Regions from separate parts of the Homo sapiens genome. Here region 2 is linked to region 1. Evidence: chromatin contacts called from ENCODE Hi-C or POLR2A ChIA-PET data. All regions are on one chromosome and are shown on one strand. The core of a region is the stretch at or near the end of the contact, and the rest is flanking DNA. Distances in the headings are between cores, read along the strand shown.

What was found. A loop is a pair of places that touch in the nucleus more often than their neighbours do. ChIA-PET counts read pairs that join two places held with the same protein, here RNA polymerase II (POLR2A). Pooled maps may share reads with other maps.
Region 2: a pooled map shows a loop between it and region 1 (6-fold over the local background). The contact joins two enhancer-like sites. A Hi-C loop is called at or near these places in 6 of 50 pooled maps. POLR2A ChIA-PET finds 5 or more read pairs at or near these places in 3 of 52 experiments (AG04450, GM12878 and OCI-LY7).

What each region holds. Positions count from the first base shown.
Region 1 is chr4:2,711,224-2,718,002 of GRCh38, reverse strand. FAM193A (family with sequence similarity 193 member A) reads right to left here. Exons shown (of 21, transcript NM_001366318.2): 20 at 1,899-1,980. Among named protein-coding and RNA genes, the nearest start is that of TNIP2, 42 kb to the left of the region's middle. RefSeq lists an enhancer at 5,472-5,691. Within about 2 kb of position 3,847, at least 16 of the 41 ENCODE cell types and tissues checked have a DNase peak (open chromatin) inside an H3K27ac peak, as active enhancers do.
Region 2 is chr4:3,035,300-3,042,078 of GRCh38, reverse strand. It overlaps GRK4 (G protein-coupled receptor kinase 4), which reads right to left. Exons shown (of 16, transcript NM_182982.3): 13 at 6,556-6,693; 14 at 4,568-4,705; 15 at 3,566-3,703; 16 at 1,319-1,507. The coding sequence ends at 1,454. Among named protein-coding and RNA genes, the nearest start is that of HTT, 36 kb to the left of the region's middle. RefSeq lists a silencer at 1,064-1,113 and enhancers at 1,214-1,663, 3,632-3,681, 3,692-3,781, 4,362-4,411. Within about 2 kb of position 3,803, at least 4 of the 41 ENCODE cell types and tissues checked have a DNase peak (open chromatin) inside an H3K27ac peak, as active enhancers do.

The sequences.
Region 1 (6,779 bases), core at 2,598-5,097:
CAATGTTTTAATTATCTTTTTAGTTCTGTGTATTTAAAAATTTTGACAGTCTGGGCGTGGTGGTTCACACCTGTAATCCCAGGACTTTGGGAGGCCAAGGGGGGGTGGATCACCTGAGGTCAGGAGTTCAAGATTAGCCTGGCCAACATGGTGAAACCTCGTCTCTACTAAAAATAAAAAAATTAGCTGGGCGTGGTGGCAGGCGCCTGTAATCCCAGCTACTCGGGGAATTTTTTTTTTTTTTTTTTCAGACAGGGTCTTGCTCTGTTGCCCAGGCTAGAGTGCAAGTGCCGTGATCATAGTTCACTGCAACCTCAAACTCCTAGGTTCAAGTGATCCTCTGGCCTCAGCCTCCTGAGTAGCTTGGACTACAAGTGCATGCCTGGCTTTTTTTTTTTTTTTTTCCTGAGACAAAGTCTCTCTCTGTTTCCCAGGCTGGAGTGCAATGGTGCTATGTCGGCTCACTGCAACCTGTGCCTCCCAGGTTCAAGCAATTCTCCTGCCTCAGCCTCCTGAGTAGCTGGGATTACAGGCTCTTGTCACCACGTCCAGGTAATTTTTGTATTTTTAGTAGAGACGGGGTTTCACCATGTTGGCCAGGCTCGTCTCGAACTCCTGACCTGATCAAGTGATCTGCCTGTCTTGGCCTCCCAAAGTGTTGGGATTACAGGTGTGAGCCACCAGGCGCAGCCTCTAGTCCAGTTTTGTTGTTTTTATTATAATACAAATGCACGCTTAATCACACCTGTAATCTCAGCACTTTGGGAGGCTGAGGTGAGTGCATCACTTAAAGTCAAGAGTTTGAGACCTGCCTGGCCAACATAGCAAAACCCTGTTTCCACCAAAAATACAAAAATTAGCCAGGCGTGGTGGCAGGCCCCTGTAATCCTAGTTAGTCAGGAGGCTGAGGCAGGAGAATCGCTTGAACGTAGGAGGTGGGGATTGCAGTGAGCCCAGATCACAACATTGCACTCTAGCCTGGGTGACAGAGACTCTGTCTCAAAAAATAAAAAAAATGAAATAAATAGGCTGGGCGCGGTGGCTCACGCCTGTAATCACAGCACTTTGGGAGGCTAAGGCAGGTGTATCACCTGAGGTCAGGAGTTTGAGACCAGTCTGGTAACCACGGTGAAACCCTGTCTCTACTGAAATACAAAAATCAGCTTGGTGTGGTTGTGGGCGCCTGTAATCCCAGCTAGTCTGGAGGCTGAGGCAGGAGAATTGCTTGAACCCGGGAGGCAGAGGTTGCAGTGAGCTGAGATCGTGCCACTGCACTCCAGCCTGGGTGATAGAGTGAGATTCCCTCTTAAAAATAAAATAAATAAAATTTTGTTGCCATTAATAATTCACATAGTAGTTAAAACATTATAGAACAAGCACTGATAAAACTTGCCCATCAGGAAAACAGCAAGTATGTAAAATGTTACTTTTCTTCTCAAAAGCATACCACTCCAGTGTGTTCAACCATCAGCATATGTGAGGGTCACCCGGAAGGCTGTCAAGAACGTAGATGCCGGCCCCTTCCCAGAATCTGATCCGACAGGTCTAAGTAGGGGCCTGTATCCCCAGGAGACGCTGCTGGCCCAGGACACCTGGAGAGCCACCGCCTCAGAAGCGCAACAGCCAGTTGGCGGGGAAGGGTGGGGGGGAAGCCACTGCCATCAACTATTTTTCTAGCATGTGAGGGGGAGCAGAAGTGATTGTGTGAGTGTTGGGAGTATGGGAGGGGTGTGTGTGGCTGGCCTGTCCTACTACAAGGCTCTTCAGAAGCCATGTTGTCTGGCTTGCTTGATGTAACTTCGTCCAAGACAACTAGAAGTGCCATGGAAAGACAGAAAACCAAACATGTATGGCAAGCACACAGTCACCACGGTTTCAGACACAGCCTCCACATTTACCTTTTGAAATATTCCACTTCCCTCTCTGTCTCATCCATATCCACACTGTCTAGGTCAATATCTTTAGGTAGAAAGACATCATCTGTAAAACAAAAGAGAAGCAGCAAGTCAAATTACAGCAGCAGGCTATCTTATCAGAACGGAAGAAATCATTTGTCTTCGCTCAATTTAAACAACTTCAAAAATTGTAAACATTTTTTCTAAAATGAGATTTTAGAGGACAGATCTCTTTGGTGTGCTTATGAACACCCAGGTCTGACCTGGAAACTGCAGAACTCACATGTCCACTAAGCAAAGCAACTGTGGCTTCAGGTCCCGTTAGAAGACATGTTTGCCAGAACCTAGACTCCCCATGTGACTGGTCATTATATGACAGGCAGCCCATCAGAGAGCCCTTTAGCAAGAAGATTCCCAGAAATCTAATTCGCACGCAAGCCCAGGGACTGCCCTAAGTCTCCGTTGGAGTCAGGCAGAGCACAGCTGCCAGCAGAAGCTGCCCAGGGGACAGGCCCATGTTAAGGAAAGGGCTGTCCCTCGAATGTGCCCTTGACAGGAAGAGGACCCAGACATCAACCCTACAGGAAGGTGGTTCTCCCAGGCATTCATCTCACCCATATGACATCCAGAGATTTCATCAAAAACTTTTTTCTTTTTTTTATATGAAGTCTCATTCTGTCACCCAGGCATGATCTCGGCTCACTGGAACCTCCATCTTCCAGGCTCAAGTAATCCTCCTGCCTCAGCCTCCTGAGTAGCTGGGATCAAACGTGCACACCACCATGCCTGTGTAATTTTTATATTTTTGGTAGAGACAGGGTTTCACCATGTTGCCCAGGCTGGTCTTGAATTCCTGGGTTCAAATGATCCACCCACCTCGGCCTCCCAAAGTGCTGGGATTACAAGCGTGAGCCACTGTGCCTGGCCAAACACTTTCAAGTTGTTCCAAACAAAAACCAAGGCTACATTTCATGCTGCAATTACACAACCATCTTTGAAAACAGGCAGGATAGCAGGGAAATCATTGATTGAGAATTACTCAATTTCCTAGACTCTCAGGCAAGTTTGAGAATTTCTACTTCTCTGTTCTGTTCTGGTCACTTATCTAATTCAATCGTGAATACATTCCCGGAGGCTTATGTGAGCCTTAAGTATCAAAGAGGGTCCAGCAGCACACATCTGGGCTGGGGCGGGGTTGGGGGGGTGCAGTGCACACAGCATTCAGCCTCATCGATGTGAACAAAGAGGACAGGAGCCACTGACATTTCTTTGTTAAAGGTGAGTCTCCATTTCCCTGCAGCCCTCAACACGGGACAATTTTTCAGAACCTTTAATAAACACTCCATTTCTTTCTACCACTGGGGAATTTCCATGGTAGCATGAGGCACGTTTTACTCGCATAATAGCAGCTAATATTTTTGACAACTCACACAGCACCAGGCAAGTGCTTTCAAGTGTGTTTGTTCACAGACATGTCACTTAGGAGTCTCTCTCTAGGGACCTGCTCTATGACAGCCTTGGCTATCTCGGATCCCAACTGTATCCCTGAGGGCACACAGCGGGGTGGAGGCCACAATCACTGGTGCCACTGGGACTGGGTGGTCTAGGAATGAAGGCTGGGTGTGTTCAGGGAAAGGCCTGGGAAAGTCAACCTTTGGTAATCTACACTCAGGAGGAAGGGAAAGATTAGGTTAAAGGAAACGCAGCCAATAGCTCAATCCTGGCACAGAATAGCGGATGTGACTGGAGAGTGAGGACAGCCCCCAGCCACAGCAGGCTCCACATGTTTGTACAGAGAGGTGCTTCAGGGCATGGGAAAGCATTCTGAGTCTCGATTTTTAAAAACTCAAGCAGCAGAAAGGAAGCACAGAACACCGTCTGCTGATGCAGGAAACTGATGCACAAGCAAGGGTGAGAGAGGGCCGGAGCATTTACAGATGTACAAAAAGTGAAGATCTAAGAAAGCATGATGTCAGCAGCCGCCCACAAGAAGTTCTAGAAGAAAAGAGCTCCAACTTGAGGAGGAAAAAGAGCTGGCATGTCTGCTGGAAGTGCTGTCATAATAGATTTCTAATACTCTCTTTTCCTGACTAGAACTAGAATAATCAGTCTATAAAATCTTGGTGTAAGAAAAACAGGAAACACAACTTTAACCAATTTGGTATCAGGAAAAAATTTTTTTACAACAACCACACTATATTAAACAGGAGAAATCAGTTGATCCAAGGATTTTATATCCAACCAAACTATCTGTTCATTGACAACACAACAGGTCAAAGTTTACTTCTCCAGAACTCAGAGAATTCTGTGGCCCTACTCAAGGCCACTGCCTGAGGATGAGCTTCACCAACCTGAAGACACCTGGGAACACTCAGCAGAGGCAAGCGGGAGCCCTGTTGTAGTAAATTGTGTACCTAAGAATACCGTGTGTTCTGACAGAGCAGAAACACCACCAACAAAAAATGGGAAGAGGAGAGACAGGGAGACAGGAAAGAGAAAACACAAAGAATGGAATTCACTCACTGCCTGCTGTGGAGGCAATGAGTGGGTGTCAGAGGACCCCCTAATGCCAACACAGCAGGCCACGAGGGGGTACACAGGGAACCCAGGCCCAAGGAGCATGAGTGGGGTATGCAAGTCTATAGGAATGCACTAGGAAAAAAGCACCCATTTTCCTAATACCCCAATTTTTTTTTGTTTTCTGATAAGGAGTCTCGCTCTATTGCCAGGCTGGAGTGCAGTGGCACGATCTCAGCTCACTGCAACCTCCACCTCCTGGGTTCAAGCAATTCTCCTGCCTCAGCCTCCCGAGTAGCTGGGACTACAGGTGCGCGCCACCACGCCTGGCTAACTTTTGTATTTTTAGTAGAGACAGGGTTTTCACCATGTTGGCCAGGATGGTCTTGATCTCTTGACCTCATGATCTGCCCCCCTCGGCCTCCCAAAGTGCTGAGATTACAGGCGTGAGCCACAGCACCTGGACAATTTTTTTTTTTTTTTTTTGAAGCAGAGTCTAGCTCTGTCGCCCAGGCTGGAGTGCAGTGGCACAATCTCAGCTCGCTGCAACCTCCACCTCCCAGGTTCAAGCAATTCTCCTGCCTCAGCCTCCCAAGTAGCTAGGACTACAGGTATGCACCACCACACCTGGGCTAATTTTTGTATTTTTTAGTAGAGATGGGGTTTCACCATCTTGGCCAGGCTGGTCTTGAACTCTTGACCTCAGGTGATCTGCCTGCCTCAGCCTCCCAAAGTGCTGGGATTACAGGCATGAGCCACCACGCCCAGCCCCACAATTTTTTTTTTAAATAAAAAAGCAAAAAACCCCACAACACATTTTAAAAAAACCCAAAAAACAAAACAGTAAATAGAAAATACAGAAATTATAAAATAATGACAGGGTTGAGACCAACCACATAGTTATATCACTAAGTGTGAATGGGCTTAACTGACTGAAAAGAAGATTTTCAATTTGGCTCACAAAGCAAGCCTCAGGTTTGCTTCACACAAGAGAACGTCCTAAAACCAAGGCACTCAGAAAAAGGCTGGAAACAAAGGGCCAAGGACAAGGCTGTCTCGTCAGGCAAATGGGCCGAAGGAGAGCAGGGGCAGCAGTCACAACGCAGACAGAGCAGGACTTAGGCCGCAGGCACAAAGCACGACCAGAAGGTGGCCGCTTCTCAACACAAAAAGCCACAAGTAACTAAAAATATATAACAGGAATGTGCACCAAACAACACGGAAACAGGAGATGCAAGAAAACACAGAAACATATTAATAATAAGCCACAGAAGACAGGCCATGAGGACACAAAATAAGGATATACAGAAGACTAAACAACAGAATTAATGTATCATGGAGGTGTATACATATATGTATCTCCATATGTAAATACATACGTACATATATATACACACACACACAGTGAACTCTATACCAAGACCCAAGAAAATACACTTCTATCAAGTACACATGGAGGAGTTACAAAAGCTGACATACACTGGGCCTCAGAAAGTATCAATAGGTTTTGCAAAACAAAAGCAATATTCTCTGATCACAATGAAAAAAACCTGTAAATTATTAACAACAACAAAGTTTCTCCTCTTGGAAATTTAAAAGCTGCCTATTACACTATCGAGTGAAAGAAAAAAGACGCATGGAAATTACATAATTTCTTTTTTTTGGAGATGGAGTCTCGCTCTGTCTCCCAGGCTGGAGTGCAGCAGCACCATCTCAGCTCACCACAACCTTTGCCTCCCAAATTCAAGCGATTCTTCTGCCTCAGCCTCCACAGTAGCTGGGACTACAGGCACGTGCCACCACGTCCAGCTAATTTTTGTATTTTTAGTAGATACAGGGTTTCCGAACTCCTGACCTCAAGTGATCTGCCCGCCTCGGCCTCCCAAAGTGCTGGGATTACAGGCATGAGCCATAGCGCCCAGCCCAGAATTTCTTTAAAAAAAATAATGGAGGCTCGGCGTGGTGGCTCACGCCAGTAATCCCAGCACTTTGGGAGGCAGAGGCGGGTGGATCACCTGAGGTCAGGAGTTCAAGACCAGCCTGGCCAAGATGGTGAAACTCCGTCGCTACTAAAAATACAAAAATTAGCCAGGCGTGGTGGTGCATGCCTGTAATCCCAGCTACTCGGGAGGCTGAGACAGGAGAATTGCTTGAACCCAGGAGGCAGAGGTGGCAGTGAGCCGAGATCATGCCACTGCACTCCAATCTGGGCGACAGAGAGAGACTCCATCTCAAAAACAAAACAAACAAACAAACAAACAAAAAAGGAAAAATTATCTATCAGATTCCATGGGATATTGTTAAGAAAAAGATCAGAGGAAAGTTCCACGTGCTGAACACTTTTATCAATAAAAATGGAAGAAAAAA
Region 2 (6,779 bases), core at 2,554-5,053, 320 kb before region 1:
GGGAGCGCTGTGTCCCTCAGGCACTGTGGTTCCTCTCCCGCGCGCAGCTGTCCGATGTGTCACTGTCTGGTTCAAAGTCACCGAGGCCTGTGCCCTGGCTTCTCACGCAGCAGGCAGCACAGAGATCCCGGCTGCAGGCTCCAGGCAGCCCTGACAGCAGTGGAGAATGGATGGGGCGGAGGTGAAGGCACCCGGCTGGTGTCCCCGTCAGCTCCTCCCTGAACCAGCCCTCACCATGTCAAGTGCTGCCCTGCCCTGCGGAAGCCGCAGCCAGCGCCGGGCCGGCCCATCCTGCGAAGCACAGTTCAGGAAAAAGGCCCAAGTTCCGCACCTTCTCTAAGGATCTGGGCGCAGCTTCAAGGCCGCCAGCGAGGGCCCTCAGCAGGGTCAGCTCTGGGGCCTCAGCCCTCCCTGTCCCTCCTGTTCGCTCCCCGCCCAGCTCCAACGTCGCCCCCTGGGAAATCTTCATGCCCTGGCACACGCACGGGTGCCTCCGCGGGCTTCAGTGCCGGTCCACACCCTTCCGCTACGCCCTGGCGTGGGGTTCGCCAAGCGCACAAAGCCACGTCTCCCCGCGGGTGAGCACCCCAGCTGAAGAGGCACCACGCACTGCTGTGAGCTCTCAGCTTGTGCAGTTTCAGCGCCCTTAACCTCCACGGGAAGCTCCCAGGCTCCTAAGCGCCACTAAAGCCCAGGAGGGCGGGCTCCTCATCCCTGACACAGTACCGGCCTCTCGGGGGCCCTGACGTGGACTCCCACGGTGCAGGCTGTCACCGCATGCCGGGCGCACCTGCTGGAGCCCTGGCCGCCAGGCCCTGACTGCAGGGTCATGGGGAGCCGCCCCTTTCAAGGGCAGATAGATATGCTCAGAGAAAATGAAAACTGGCCACAAACACACAAACCGAAGGAATCTCGGTGAGGGGCACAAGGCAACGGGACAGCCATCGGGAGATGCAGGAATGCCAACGGGCTCGGACTGTCTGACACCCGGGCCCTGGGGAAAGGGAGGCCCGGCCGCCCCCTCTCTTCCTGGACCACCACATCTCTGGCCGAGTGGTGAGACCAAGTCTGGGGGTGGCGCGAGGCACTGCAGTGCTGGGTCATCCATTCCCAAGCCCCCGCTGGCCTCTCCCTGGGTGCAGGGAAAGCTCCCACCCTAGCATGCAAGGCGCCCACACCTGGGCACCCCAGCACGCAAGGCGCCCACACCTGGGCACCCCAGCACGGAAGGCGCCCACACTTGGGCGTGTCTGGGGCCTCAGGGGTACTCTTGGGGCTTTTTCTTCAATCCAGCTTTAGTGAAAAGACAACTCAGGTATTAGTGCAGAAAGGTCTGTACACTCCCAAGGCATGTTTTATTTAGATGTATTTATTACAATTCCAGGTGGGACGAGACGCTAACACATGCTCCTTCCTGGCGCCAGGGTCTGCTCTGTGGTCCGCACCGGGGTGCTCAGCATTGCTTGGGTTCCACTTCCTTCTCACTGGGGACCATGGTCAGGCAGCCCTACAACACACAGCGGCGGCCTCAGGCACACGGCTGATGCGAAGGTTTCACTTTCCTTAAGTGCAGACAACCATTTACAAACTTTTGGGTGGGGGGTGCTTTTTTATTTTTTATTTATTTATTTATTTTTTGAGACATAGTCTCACTCTGTCGCCCAGGCTGGAGTGCAATGGCAGGATCTCAGATCACTACAACCTCCACCTTCCAGGTTCAAGCAATTCTCCTTCCTCAGCCTCCTGAGTAGCTAGGACCACAGCCACACGCCACCACACCCTGCTAAGTTTTGTATTTTTAGCAGAGACGGGGTTTCACCATGTTGGCCAGGTTGCTCTCGAACTCCTGATCTCAAGTGATCCTCCCACCTCAGCCTCCCAAAGTGCTGAGATTACAGGTGTGAGCCAGCGTGCCCGGCCAGGGGGCTGCTAATTTTAAGGCAGGCAAAAACCTGAAAAATTTTCTCCTTATTTACTTCATGATGTGGTAGATGCTTAGCTCACATACATAGGAAATGCAGCAGGTAAGTTCTGCATGTACCATGGCTGAGGCATGAATGTCACAGGGTCTCTGGCTGCCTAAGAAGCAGTGTGGGGAGAATGGGCTTCACTCTGTGCAATCAGATTCTCTCAACGGCAGGTTTTCCCCAAAACGTGGGAACCTGGGTTCCATCTCCAAGTGTGGACACTGGGACCGGGGCCCAGGGAGGAGCATTTATTTCCATGCAGGGCTGGCTACACACTGAGGGTCAGGGAGAGCCATTTTGTTAGTTCACACCTAACCCTTAGTTCTCAGAGGAAAGACAGCCATGGGAAATGCCACTTTGAGATATTTCCCACCTAAAGCTTATTTTTTTTTCCTTTTTTTTTTTTTTTTTTTAAGACAGAGTTTCACTCTTGTCACCCAGGCTGGAGCGCAATGGTGCAGTCTCGGCTCCCTGTAACCTCCGCCTCCCAGGTTCAAGCGATTCTCCTGCCTCAGACTCCCAGGTAGCTGGGATTACAGGCACATGCCACCATGACCGGCTAATTTTTATATTTTTAGTAGAGATGGGGTTTCACCATGTTGGCTAAGCTGGTCTTGAACTCCTGACCTCAGGTGATCCACCCTCCTCAGCCTCCCAAAGTGCTGGGATTACAGGCGTGAGCCACCACGCCTAGCCTATTTTTCATACTGAAAGAAAGATGGATTAGAATGTTAGTGGCCAAGCTCTGAATCAACCCCCTGGGAACACACAGGGTGCAAAGTAGGATGGCCCACGAATCCAAGGAGAGACACTTTGCATGGAAAAAAGGCTTGTCTACATTTAATGCTATTACAGAAAGTCTTTCCAAAGGATTCCATTTTTCTTTCTTTCTTTTTGAGATGGAGTCTTGCGCTGTTGCCCAGGCTGGAGTACAGTGGCACGATCTCGGCTCACTGCACCCTCCACCTCCTGGGTTCACGCGATTCTCCTGCCTCAGCCTCCCAAGTAGCTGGGACTACAGGCATGTGCCACCACACCCGGCTAAGTTTTGTATTTTTAGTAGAATTGGGGTTTTGCCATGTTGGCCAGGCTGGTCTCAAACTCCTGACCTCAGGTGATCCACCTGCCTCGGCCTCCCAAAGTGCTGGGATTACAGGCGTGAGCCACCGCACCCAGCCAGGATTCCCTTTTCAAAAAGGAATCCACTTTCCCCGTGCAGCGGGCGAAGGAGGTGAGTCTAAGAGCCAGAGCAGGGAGAGATGCACTGTGAGTGCCATCTGACGAAGGTTCCACAGGATGCCGATTTCTGAGCCCAGTGTAAACTATTTTGTCAGCGACACGGGAACCTGTTTGTAAATGCTGGAAGGTAGTCCTGTTTTGGATCAGAACAGTCTTCATCCCAGCAACAAACCTCACTGCGAGGGTGTTCTCATTGTTCTGGCTGGCCTCCACCTAGCACCATGTGGCTCTCAGACTGTATAAAACTGCCTGTAGGAGCCATCGCAAACAGAAAAAGTACCAGGTTTTCACCTTGGCAGTCAGTATGTTTTTTTTTTTTTCACATACACACACATATATTAGTTTTTAAGTCTTTTTACCCCTCTTCTGAAGAGTCTATAGAAGAAGCCTCTGTTTGGTCTGGAAACCGGGGTATGTATGTTCTTGTCTAGATCTAATGGCAAAGCTTCCTCACTTTCACTTTTGTTGATGTCTTTGAAACACCCAGATTCGATCATCTGCATGCACAGAATAACAGGACAGAGAAGCCGCAGAGAAACTGCCAGGTCAGTGGGTGTCTCCCAGTGCCAGCAGCTCCTGCCCAGCCCCGTGCGGGGCACCTCAGAGCTCCTGCACCCACTGTGGGGCCCCTTTTCTGGGTTCCTCCTTCCCTGCTTCCTGACCTCTTCTTGGAATAAGTAATGTGGTCTCCTCTCCCCTTGTCTCTGAGTGTACTCCCAAAGCAGGGAACTACCATGGGAACCCTGGCTGCCAGCCAGCCCTGCTTAGGGAGTGGGGCTCGGGGTGGCAGGCAAGCTCCCATCAGACCCAAAATAGCTACCTCCTGTCCACTTCCTGTCATTGGGACCAGGGACAGCCGCTGTGCTTCTGGACAGCTGCTGATATGGTCCTTGGCTTGCCCATGGTCTAGTCCTGTGGTCAAAAGTCTTATACAATCTTTTTTTTTTTTTTTTTGGGTGAGACGAAGTCTCGTTCTGTCGCCCAAGGTGGAGTACAGTGGCGCAATCTCAGCTCACTGCAACTTCTGCCTCCCAGGTTCAAGCGATTCTCCTGCCTCAGCATCCCTACTAGCTGGGACTACAGGTGCCTGCCACCATGCCTGGCTAATTTTTGTACTTTTAGTAGAGACAGGGTTTCACTATGTTGGCCAGGCTGGTCTCGAACTCCTGACCTCATGATCTGCCTGCCTCAGCCTCCCAAAGTGCTGGGATTACAGGCGTGAGCCACTGCGCCCAGCCGTCTTATATAATTTTATCTCCCAAATACACACAGACACACACACACACACGGACACACACACACCCTTTTCCCTGGGTCACTGTTGGAACTAACGTAAAGCGGCTGTGCTGGAAGGGCAGTACCTCATTCTGCCAGGGGATGGAGACACACCCGGTAGCAAACCGAGCATAGAAGTCTTCATCTGCGGTGTCCAGGTAGATCCCTTTCACCACCGAGAACTGCTCGATATCCAGGACGTCCTTACAGTAAACGGCATGAGGCTGTGTAGCAAGAACAGGGGCAGCCTCTGAGATGACTACAGCAATTCTCAGCTCCCTCAGTTCCCAAGAATGAAACGCCCAGCAAACTGACGCATAAACACCGCCACTCTCCCTGTCTCCATTCTTTTGCCAGGCCCCTCTCACTTGAGGCATTTTCTAAATCACAGAATGTGTCCTCTGAAGAGGTGGTTCGCCAGCTTTTAGTGTCACCAATTTTGTGGTACTGTCTGTGCCAGGTCCCTTGCATGCCCTGGCTCTCTCCCTCTTTCTCACACACACACACACACACATACACACACACATACACACACACACACACACACACACACCCCTCCTGAGGCCATGCCCTTCTCCTTTCCGTAGTGCAAAATGGATTGCAAACAGAGGTCAGGGATGCAGGGCAGGGTGGACTGCACGTATTGGAAGATGCAGCACAGAACCGGAGAAGTGTGAACAGGGACAGAGGCCACCAGCGGTGGGATCCCTTAGTGACAATTCTCGCCCCTGCCTCCAATTCTTGGTGCACTCCTGGCAAAGCACCCGGAGAAAACCTGAGGAACAGCAGCAGCTCCCACTTCCCATCCTCCTGCAGGTCCACTGAGTGGTCTCCAAGGCTGCAAGGGACCTCATCCCTCCGCTCAGCTCCCTGAATCAGCAGGTCCCTCCTCTGGGACAGGAACCCAGGTCTGCAGCTCCTATCCCGGCACTGCTGTCCTCAGAGGCAGAGGGTCAGGCAGGCAGGAGGGAGTGCCAAGGTCCGGGTCTCCACCTGCCGCCAGTACAGTTCCTTGCACTTTCAGGGCAAAGGAACAAAAAGCACGGAAGTCGGCAGCTGTGGGACCCTCATCTGCTCATGCCGGAGGCACCCGCAGTCCTGAGAAACTTTTCACCCAGGACTTGTGCACTACAGTGAGTGTTTCAGCAAAGCAGTGGCTCCAAAGGCCACGGTCAGCACAGCTGTTAGAGTAGCTGCTCTTCACTCATTCATACCCTCAAGGTGGGGAGGCGGAAGTGGACCGGCAGGCCCCGCCCCTCGGGGACAGTCCAGAGGAAGGTGTCCCAACAGCACACTCACAAGGAGGCACAGTGACCACTTCAGGGTCCTCAGTACGGGGCCAGGCCACAGTCCCAGGACCTCATGAGAAGCAGAGTGGGGACACGCGTTCCAGACAAAGGAAGCAGGGCCTCACGGCTGTGGGAAACACAAGAATGAGAGAGAAAGCCAGCCCTGAGACCAGAAAGGGGACACGGGTGGCCAGGCGTAGTGGCTCATGCCTGTAATCCCAGCATTCTGGGAGGTCAAGGCAGGAGGATCACTTGGGGCCAGGAGTTCAAAAGTAGCCTGGGCAACATAGGGAGACCCCCGTCTCTAGAAAAGAAGTGAAAATGAGCTGGGTGGTGTGTGGCTGTGGTCTCAGCTACCTGGGGGGCTCCCCCAGCAGTGAGGCTGACAGTGACACGAGGCAGGGAGCTAGAGCACCGCTGAGGTCTGTGAGGGGCCCAGTGAGTGGCCAAAGCACACTGGGGTGACGGGGGAGGGAAGAAGAACCAGGTAGGACAGGCACCATGAGCAAAAGCCACATGCTAACTGTACCTGCTGATTCTGTATCTGTTGTAATAAAAAACAAAAAAAAACAAAAAACTGTGTTGCAGCCGGGCACAGTGGCTCACGCCTATAATCCCAGCACTGTGGGAGGCCAAGGTGGAGGACCACTTGAGGCCAGGAGTGCAAGACCAGCCTGGGCAACACAGTGAGACCCCCCATCTCTATTTTTGAAAAAAGAAAGAGAAAAACCGTGCTGTGCGGATCACTGTTCCTAGGGCCCTGCTCGTCCTGGCAATGCACTTACATCAGGACAGAAAGGGGGCTCCAGCATGTTTGCCTCCAGCCTCCTGAAGTTGATGTCCTTGAACACGGGGTGCTGCTTCACCCCAGCCGCTCCCTCGCCCCTGCAGCCCAGCCGCTTGCTTGGATTCTTGGTGAGTAACTGCAAGAGGCAGAAATGCAACCCACTTGAGCCTCTGGATAAAAATGAAAACTCAAAACTCCCCTGCATAATAATAACCAAAGGAC